Regions from separate parts of the Homo sapiens genome. Here region 2 is linked to region 1. A link is a loop called in an ENCODE intact Hi-C map of the cell type or tissue named here. Cell type or tissue: MCF 10A. All regions are shown on one strand.

Region 1 (4,000 bases):
GGGTCACAGAGAAGAATCTGACTTGTTAAGATTCCAAGGACTTGCTAAGTTTCTCCCAGTTTATTACCATTAGATCACACCCTTTTTCCTGTCATATTTCTCCACAACTACCCATTCTTCATCAAACCTAGCATTAAAAAAAACCCACACACAACCCTCAGGTTTAATGGTTTCTTCAGATTTTTATTTCTGTATGAAGTCTCCAAGTCATGTAAAACTTACATTAAATAAATTTGCGGGCTTTTCTCTTATTAATCTGCATGTTGTTACAGGGACCTTAGCCATGAACCTAAAATAGGTAGAAGGAAAGATATTTTTCCTTCCCTATGAGGTAAAGTAACTTTCCCAAAAACACACTGCTAATAAGTGGCAGAAATGGGGTTTGAACAAGGATTCTGAATATAGACCACCACCCTCCTTATCCATTATATGGCATATTTATAACACCTGACCCTCCAACCAACTAATCGACCTGGGCCTTGTCTGAAAGGCAATGGAGGTTCTAATTATTTTTGTATGTGATTAAAATAAATGTTCTTCCTTCGGATATCCATATAGCTAATTCCCTCACATCTGTATGGAATAAATTACGTCCCTCCCCAAATTTATATGTTGAATCCCTAATCCCCAGCATTCAGTGCAGTATCCGACACACAGCAAGTGATCAATAAATAAATGACAAGAAGAAAGAAAGCTCAGGAATTGACTGAGTCTTCCTCAGACCAAACTCCATGGGACAGGAAGGAGGCAGGGCTGAGCCAAGAAGAGGGACCTGGCTTATGCTTAGAAATGGGGTAAGCATGATGACAAATTACAGCTTCAACAAAAGATCAGGGTAGCTGGAGTCAGAAAGGCAAATTCATCCAAACCAAGAAGGCATCTTAAGACGCTAAAAACTGAAGAGCATGAAGGAAGCCAAAGACTAATTCTGCCATAGATCTGGTTGTTAAGCCTCGTGGCTCTTTTTTTTTTTCTTTCTTTTTTTGAGATGGAGTCTCGCTCTGTCACCCAGGCTGGAGTGCAGTGGCGGTCTCGGCTCACTGCAACCTCCACCTCCCGGGTTCACGCCATCTTACCTCAGCCTCCCGAGTAGCTAGGACTACAGGCGCCCGCCACCACGCCCGGCTAATTTTTTGTATTTTTAGTAGAGACGGGGTTTCACCTTGTTAGCCAGGATGGTCTCGATCTCCTGACCTCGTGATCCATCCACCTCGGCCTCCCAAAGTGCTGGGATTACAGGCGTGAGCCACCACGCCCGGCCAGCCTCCTGGCTCTTAATCCTCTGCTCACCTCACCTGCTCAGGTGTTGCCTCCAGAATGCTTTAAAGTATTCTGTTCTGACACTCTTTTGACCTTAGCCCAGGCAGGATTGATGGTGATCTAAGGAAAGATACGCAAGTCTACTCAGCTCCTTCAAAAGTTTCCTTCTGCCTGAGCATAGTGGCTCATGCCTATAATTCCAGTGCTTTGGGAAGCTGAGGCAGAACAACCGCTTAAGCCCAGGAGCTGAAAACCAGCCTGGGCAACATAGCAAGACCCTGTCTCTATAAAAAACAAAAATTAGCTGGGTATGGTGGCACATGCCTGTGGTCCCAGCTACCAGGGAGGCTGAGGTGGGAGGATTGCTTGAGCCTCAGTTCAAGTTCGAGGCTTCAGTGGGTTATGATTGCACCACTGCATTCCAGCCTGGGTGACAGAGTGACACCCCATCTCTAAAAGAAAAAAAAAAGTTTCCTTCCCTTCTAGAACTTCAGAGTTTTAGAAAAGAAAATCCTTAGCGTGCTCTTCCAGGTGACAGCTCAAGGAGTCTCTTCAGACTCCACTGGAAATCTCTTGCTTGGGCCAACCTTCCCCTACTGTCCATCCCTTTGCCACTTGAATTTCACCTCTCTCCATGGTCCCTTTTGATGGCATCTTAGTTGTGGTTTTTACTCCGAGGTACTGTCTCTTGAATTACTTTACTCAGCAGTCTCTGAGCAGCCCAACCCTGCATCCCGGGCTCCTGCCCCTGCAGGAAGGGATTTAGCGAAAAGGAATAAAAAGAATATCTGTAATACACCCCTTCTTCCAGCAACCTCCCACACTCACACCTCTTCTTCAACACAAGGGGGTGCTACTCACATGGTCATTTTACACTATTCTGCACTACACAAACTTCATTGTGATGTTCTTCACCCCCATACCTCCATCAGCCACAACTCTTGAAGAAATGTTTATGAAAGCCTAAATCTAGGATTCCCCCTGAAATGTGGATGAATTTTACACCAGTTCCTTAAGTTGAAAAATATTTGCCATTAATGAGGGCTTAAACCTTACCTGTAGAAATAATTTGCAATACAAGAAAAGGGTCAGGGAAATTTTTTAACTCCATAGAGTATGGGACTAAATCCATGTATTTACTTCCAAGCCAGGCAAGTAGAGGGGACTCTATTCTGATCTAAAATGAGAAGAGAAAAATGCTTCTCTCAAGGAAGAGGTTGTTTGTGGCAGTGAAGGGAGAAGCAAGAGGATCAATGTTGAGGGTCAGCAGATGAAAAGAAAGGAAGTAAGCCAGGAGCTGCCCAAGCTGATCAAGAAAGACTCACAGCTTCTCACGAGGTGGCATCCTCCAACTCCCAAACTCTGAAGGCCTCCAGCTCCACATCTCATTACCTTCCTCCCAATCATCTTCTAGGGAGAATTTTCTGCCCTAGGCTACAGAGGCTCAGAAATGAGGGAAGTTGGGGAAAGGAAGATTCCCCCATGCCTGGCATCCTTAGCTGGTCCCACACATCTTCCTATAAAAATACTCTTCATGGGCCAGGTGCAGTGGCTCAAGCCTGTAATCCCAGCAGTTTGGGAGGCCGAGGCGGGTGGATCACAAGGTCAGGAGTTCAAGACCAGCCTGGCCAACATGGTGAAACCCCGTCTCTTCTAAAAATACAAAAATTAGCTAGGCATGGTGGTACACACCTGTAATCTCAGCTACTGGGGAGGCTGAGGCAGAAGAATTGCTTGAACCCAGGAGATGGAGGTTGCAGTGAGCCGAGATCGTGCCACTGCACTCCAGCCTTGGTGACAGAGCAAGACTCCATCTCAAAAAAAAAAAAAAAAAAATGAGGTGGTCAAGTCCTGTAATTCTGGAACTCTACTTCAGAGGATTATGGATTAAACCTAGCTAACCACCAGGCAGACATAATGTGGTTACTATGGAGAACGCATCCTGAGTCCCACAGAACTTACTTCTGCAAACGAACCGCTGGAATTCTGCCATTCTGACATGGGGACTGCTTGTGTAACCCTCAAATGAGGGAGGAAGATGTATTGACATCTTTTGGACCTGTTAGATTCATAAGACAAGGAATAATTTTGTATCCTTTTTGCTTGAGAGCTTTTCATATTGCCTTTTGATCATTCTGGAGATCAAGAAATACGTTCCCTTCCTTCTGGTCAGGTTTTAAAGAATTCTGAGGCCTCTGGCTGGCACATTCACTGATTCCTATAGAATCAAAGCCATGATTTTGAGTCTCACTTGCTTAGAAATGTAAAGGAATGAGTAAAAGTCGGAAGGAAGTTTAATTTTAGCTTCTTTGGGCTTTTTGATCATGAAAACTAAAGCATATCTGATACAAATACACTTTACTGAAGTTCAGAGAGTTAAGTTTGTCTAAATTCAAATTATTAAACTGCATTTTAGCTGCTTTAGCATAACTGTGTGAAAGAGCACGTGAAACAGAGAGAAAATGACTCATGCAGTCTTCTCAGTGAAGCTGAAAGTCTAGTTAACCCTGAAAAGATGCCATTACTAAGTGAGCTCTAGCTCATTGTTTATATGCAAGCTAGGCCACCAAATCATATTTATCCTTTTTGGGAGGCCCTTAGCAAAACAATGGAATCAATTTCTAGTACATGAGAATATTTCCACACTGCAAGTTTTTCTGAAAAAAAGAAACTACATCATGATTTGAAAACAGGCTTTTTCATATGACACTTCAGTAACAAACATTTTCACATGTAAGAA
Region 2 (4,000 bases), 390 kb after region 1:
CGAAGCAGGTGGATCACCTGAGTTCAGGAGTTCGGAGCCTGGCTAACGTGGCAAAACCCCATCTCTACTAAAAATACCAACAATTTGCTGGGCATGGTGGCAGGTGCCTGTAATTCTAGCTACTCAGGAGGCTGGGGCATGAGAATCACTTGAACCCGGGAGGCAGAGGTTGCAGTGAGGGAGATCACACCATTGCACTCCAGCCTGGGCAACAAGACCAAAACTCCCTCTCAAAAACTAAACTAAACTAAACTAAACTAAACTAAACTAAACTAAACTAAAAAACAGATGCTGGCCGGGCCTGGTGGCTCACACCTGTAATCCCAGCACTTTGGGAGGCCGAGGCAGATGGATCAGCTGAGGTCAGGAGTTTGAGACTGGCCTGACCAACATGGAGAAACCCCGTCTCTACTAAAAATACAAAATTAGAAGGGCATGGTGGCACATGCTGTAATCCCAGCTACTCGGGAGGCTGAGGCAGGAGAATCGCTTGAACCTGGGAGGCGAAGGTTGCAGTTAGCAGAAACCATGCCACTGTACTCCAGCTTGGGCGACAGGTCCTCACTCTGTCCCCCAAGCTGGAGGGCAATGGCAAGATCAGAGGTCACTGGAGTCTCGACCTCCCAAGGCTCAGGTGATCCTCCTGCCTCAGCACCCTGGAGTAGCTGGGACCACAGGTGGGCACCACCACGCCCAGCTAATTTATTCATTTACTTATTTCAAGACAGAGTCTCGCTCTGTCACCAAGGCTGGAGTGCAGTGGCATGATCTTGGTTCAAGCAATTCTCCTGCTTCAGCCTCTTGGGTAGCTAGGATTACAGGGGCATGCCACCACGCCCAACTAATTTTTCTTTTCTTTTCTTTTCATTTTTTTTTTTTGAGAGACAGGGTTTCACCGTGATGGCCAGGCTGGTCTTGAACTCCTGACCTCAGGTGATCCACCAAAGTGCTGGGATTACAGGCATGAGCTATCACGCCTGGCCGCCCAGCTAATTTCTATATTTTTTGTAGAGATGGGGTTTCCCCATGTTTGCCCTGGCTGGTCTCGAAATCCTGGGCTCAATTTATTCTCCCACCTCAGCCTCCCACCTGAGCCTCCCAAAGTGCTGGGATTACGGGCATGAGCCTCCACATCCGGATTTTTTCCTTTGCAGATCTATATGTAGATATTCCTAATTATTATTATTTTGAGACAGAGTCTCACTCTGTCACCTAAATTGGAGTGCAGTGGTGAAATCTCTGCTCACTGCAACCTCTGCCTCCTGGGTTCAAGCGATTCTTGTGCCTCAGCTTCCCGAGTAGCTGGGATTACAGGCGCCCACATCCATGCCCAGCTAATTTTTGTATTTTTAGTAGATATGGGGTTTCACCATGTTGGCCAGGCTGGTCTTGAACTCCTGTCCTCAGGTGACCTGTCCCCCTGCACCTCCCAAAGTGCTGGGATCACAGGTGTGAGCCACCGTGCCTAGCCATTTTTTTCCTAATTAATTTGTGACCCAGAAAATCCTGTTTAAAATCTGCCATCTAGTGTGGGATTTGTAAAATGACAAATCACTGGACACAATCATGTGTTTACACTAAGGCTTCACTCCTGGACACCAGGTTTAAAACTTCTCAGCATCAAATAACATTATCCAGTAAAGTAGCATTAAATGTGGTTACCCATTTGGTTTTACTCACAGTTTTAGATAGCTAGATAGATAGATATGAGTATATTGATATGCAGGGTAGATTTTTTTTTTTTTTTTTGCAAGTTAGAGCTTTTGATCAGCAGGATATGGTAGTATTAGAAACCTTTAAATAGCCCAGTAAGCTGGAAGGAATGTGGCTCACAATTGTAATCCCAGCACTTTGGGAGACCAAGGAGGAAGGATTGCTAGGAGTTCGAGACTGCCCTGGGCAACATAGCATGACCCCCATCTCTAAAATAAATAAAAATGAATAAATAGCAAAGTAAAAGCTATCTCATAATTAATTTTTATTATTTATTTTTATTTATTTATTTTTGAGACGGAGTCTCACTCTGTTGCCAGGCTGGAGTGCAGTGGTGTGATCTTGGCTCACTGAAACTTCTGCCTCGTGGGTTCAAGTGATTCTCCTGCCTCAGTCTCCCAAGCAGCTGGGACTACAGGCGCGCGCCACCACACTCAGCTAATTTTTGTATTTTTAGTAGAGACGGGATTTCACCATTTTGGCCAGGATGGCCTCGATCTCTTGACCTCAGGTGATCTGCCTGCCTTGGCCTCCCAAAGTGCTGGAATTACAGGTGTGCGACACCACACCCAGCCTAATTTTTTGTTTTGTTTTGTTTTGTTTTTTTGAGACAGAGTCTTGCTCTGTTGCCCAGGCTGGAGTGCAGTGATGCAATCTCGTCTCACTGCAAGCTCCGCCTCCCGGGTTCACGCCATTCTCCTGCCTCAGCCTCCCTAGCAGCTGAGACTACAGGCGCCCGTCACCCCACCTGGCTAATTTTTTGTATTTTTAGTAGAGATGGGGTTTCACCGTGTTAGCCAGGATGGTCTTGATCTCCTGACCTTGTGATCCGCCCACCTCGGCCTCCCAAAGTGCTGGGATTACAGGCGTGAGCCACTGCGCCTGGCCTTTCACCCGGCCTAATTTTTATTTATTTATCCTTGAGATGAAGTCTTGCTCTGTTGCCCAGGATCTAGTGCAGTGGCACGATCTTGGCTCACTGCAACCTCCATCTCCTGGGTTCAAGCGATTCTCCTGCCTCAGCCTCCGGAGTAGCTGGGATTACAGGCGCGCGCCACCACATCCAGCAAATTTTTCTATTTTTAGTAGAGATGGGGATTCACTATGTTGGCCTGGCTGGTCTCGAACTCCTGACCCCAAGTGATTCGCCCACCTCAGCCTCCCAAAGTGCTGGGATTACAGGCATGAGCCACTGTATCCAGCCAGTAGTATAATTATTTTCTTTTTTTTTGAGACGGAGTCTCACTCTGTTGTCCAAGTTGGATTGCAGTGGGAGGATCTCGGCTCACCACAAACTCTGCCTCCCAGGTTCAAGTGATTCTGCCTCAGTCTCCTGAGTAGCTGGGACTACAGACGCATGCCACCATGCCTGGCTAATTTTTGTATTTTTAGTAGAGATAGGGTTTCACTATGTTGGCCAGGCTGGTCTCAAACTCCTGACCTCATGATCCGTCTACCTTAATTTTTGTTTTCAACTATGAAATATATTTTTAAAAACTCAGGCCAGGCACAGTGGCTCACACCTGTAATCCCAGCATTTTGGGAGGCTGAGGCGAGTAGATCATGAGGTCAGGAGAATGGGAGCATCCTGGCCAACATGGTGAAAACCCATCTCTACTAAAAATACAAAAATTAGCCAAGGTGGTGGTGCGTGCGTGTAGTCCCAGCTACTCAGGAGGCTGAGGCAGCAGAATCGCTTGAACTAGGGAGGCGGAGGTTGCAGTGGGCAGAGATTGCGACACTGCACTCCAGCCTGGGCAACAGAGCGAGACTCTATCTCAAAAAACAAAAAACAAAAACAAAAACTCAAGAGGAAAAGAATATTCTATTTACCCGGGTACATGCTATTTACTCGGGTATTTAGCCTTTTTATTGTTCTTCATTCATTTCTTATGTTCCTAGCTTCCTTCTGATGTAATTTCTCTTATATCTGAACTTATGGCAATTTATTCAGAGGAGTTTTGTTTGCAACACATTCTCTTAGTTTCCTTGTATCTAAGCATGTCTTTATTTCATCTTTATTCCTGAAGAATATTTTCATTGAATTTTGAGGTGGCAGCTCTTTTTTTTTTTTTTTTTTGTCTTTTGGTGACACTTTTTATTCAGCACTTTTTTTTTTTACTTTTTAAAAATAATAGAGACAGGGTCTAACTATGTTTCCCAGGCTGATTTTGAACTCCTGGTCTCAAGGGATTCACCTGCCTTGGTCTCCCAAAGTGCTGGGATTATCCACGTGAGCCATCATGCCTGGCCTGTTAAGCATTTTAAAATGTTGTTACACACACAC

The links. Hi-C counts contacts between places; a loop is a spot of excess contacts. Peaks named below come from ENCODE experiments on the same cell type or tissue, not always from the same donor. Only the 100,000 strongest peaks of a DNase experiment are listed, where the experiment ranks them.
Region 2: it touches region 1 in a loop (10-fold over the local background); 16 of 110 quality-filtered maps call a loop at or near these places.

Annotation. Positions count from the first base shown.
Region 1 is chr9:6,352,186-6,356,185 of GRCh38, forward strand. No RefSeq gene overlaps it. Among named protein-coding and RNA genes, the nearest start is that of TPD52L3, 26 kb to the left of the region's middle. In MCF 10A, a CTCF peak has its summit at 2,116 (motif pointing right); a DNase peak (open chromatin) is centred at 2,116.
Region 2 is chr9:6,737,902-6,741,901 of GRCh38, forward strand. It overlaps a transcript of KDM4C not described here. Among named protein-coding and RNA genes, the nearest start is that of KDM4C, 18 kb to the right of the region's middle. In MCF 10A, a CTCF peak has its summit at 1,528 (motif pointing left); no DNase peak of the experiment used is centred here.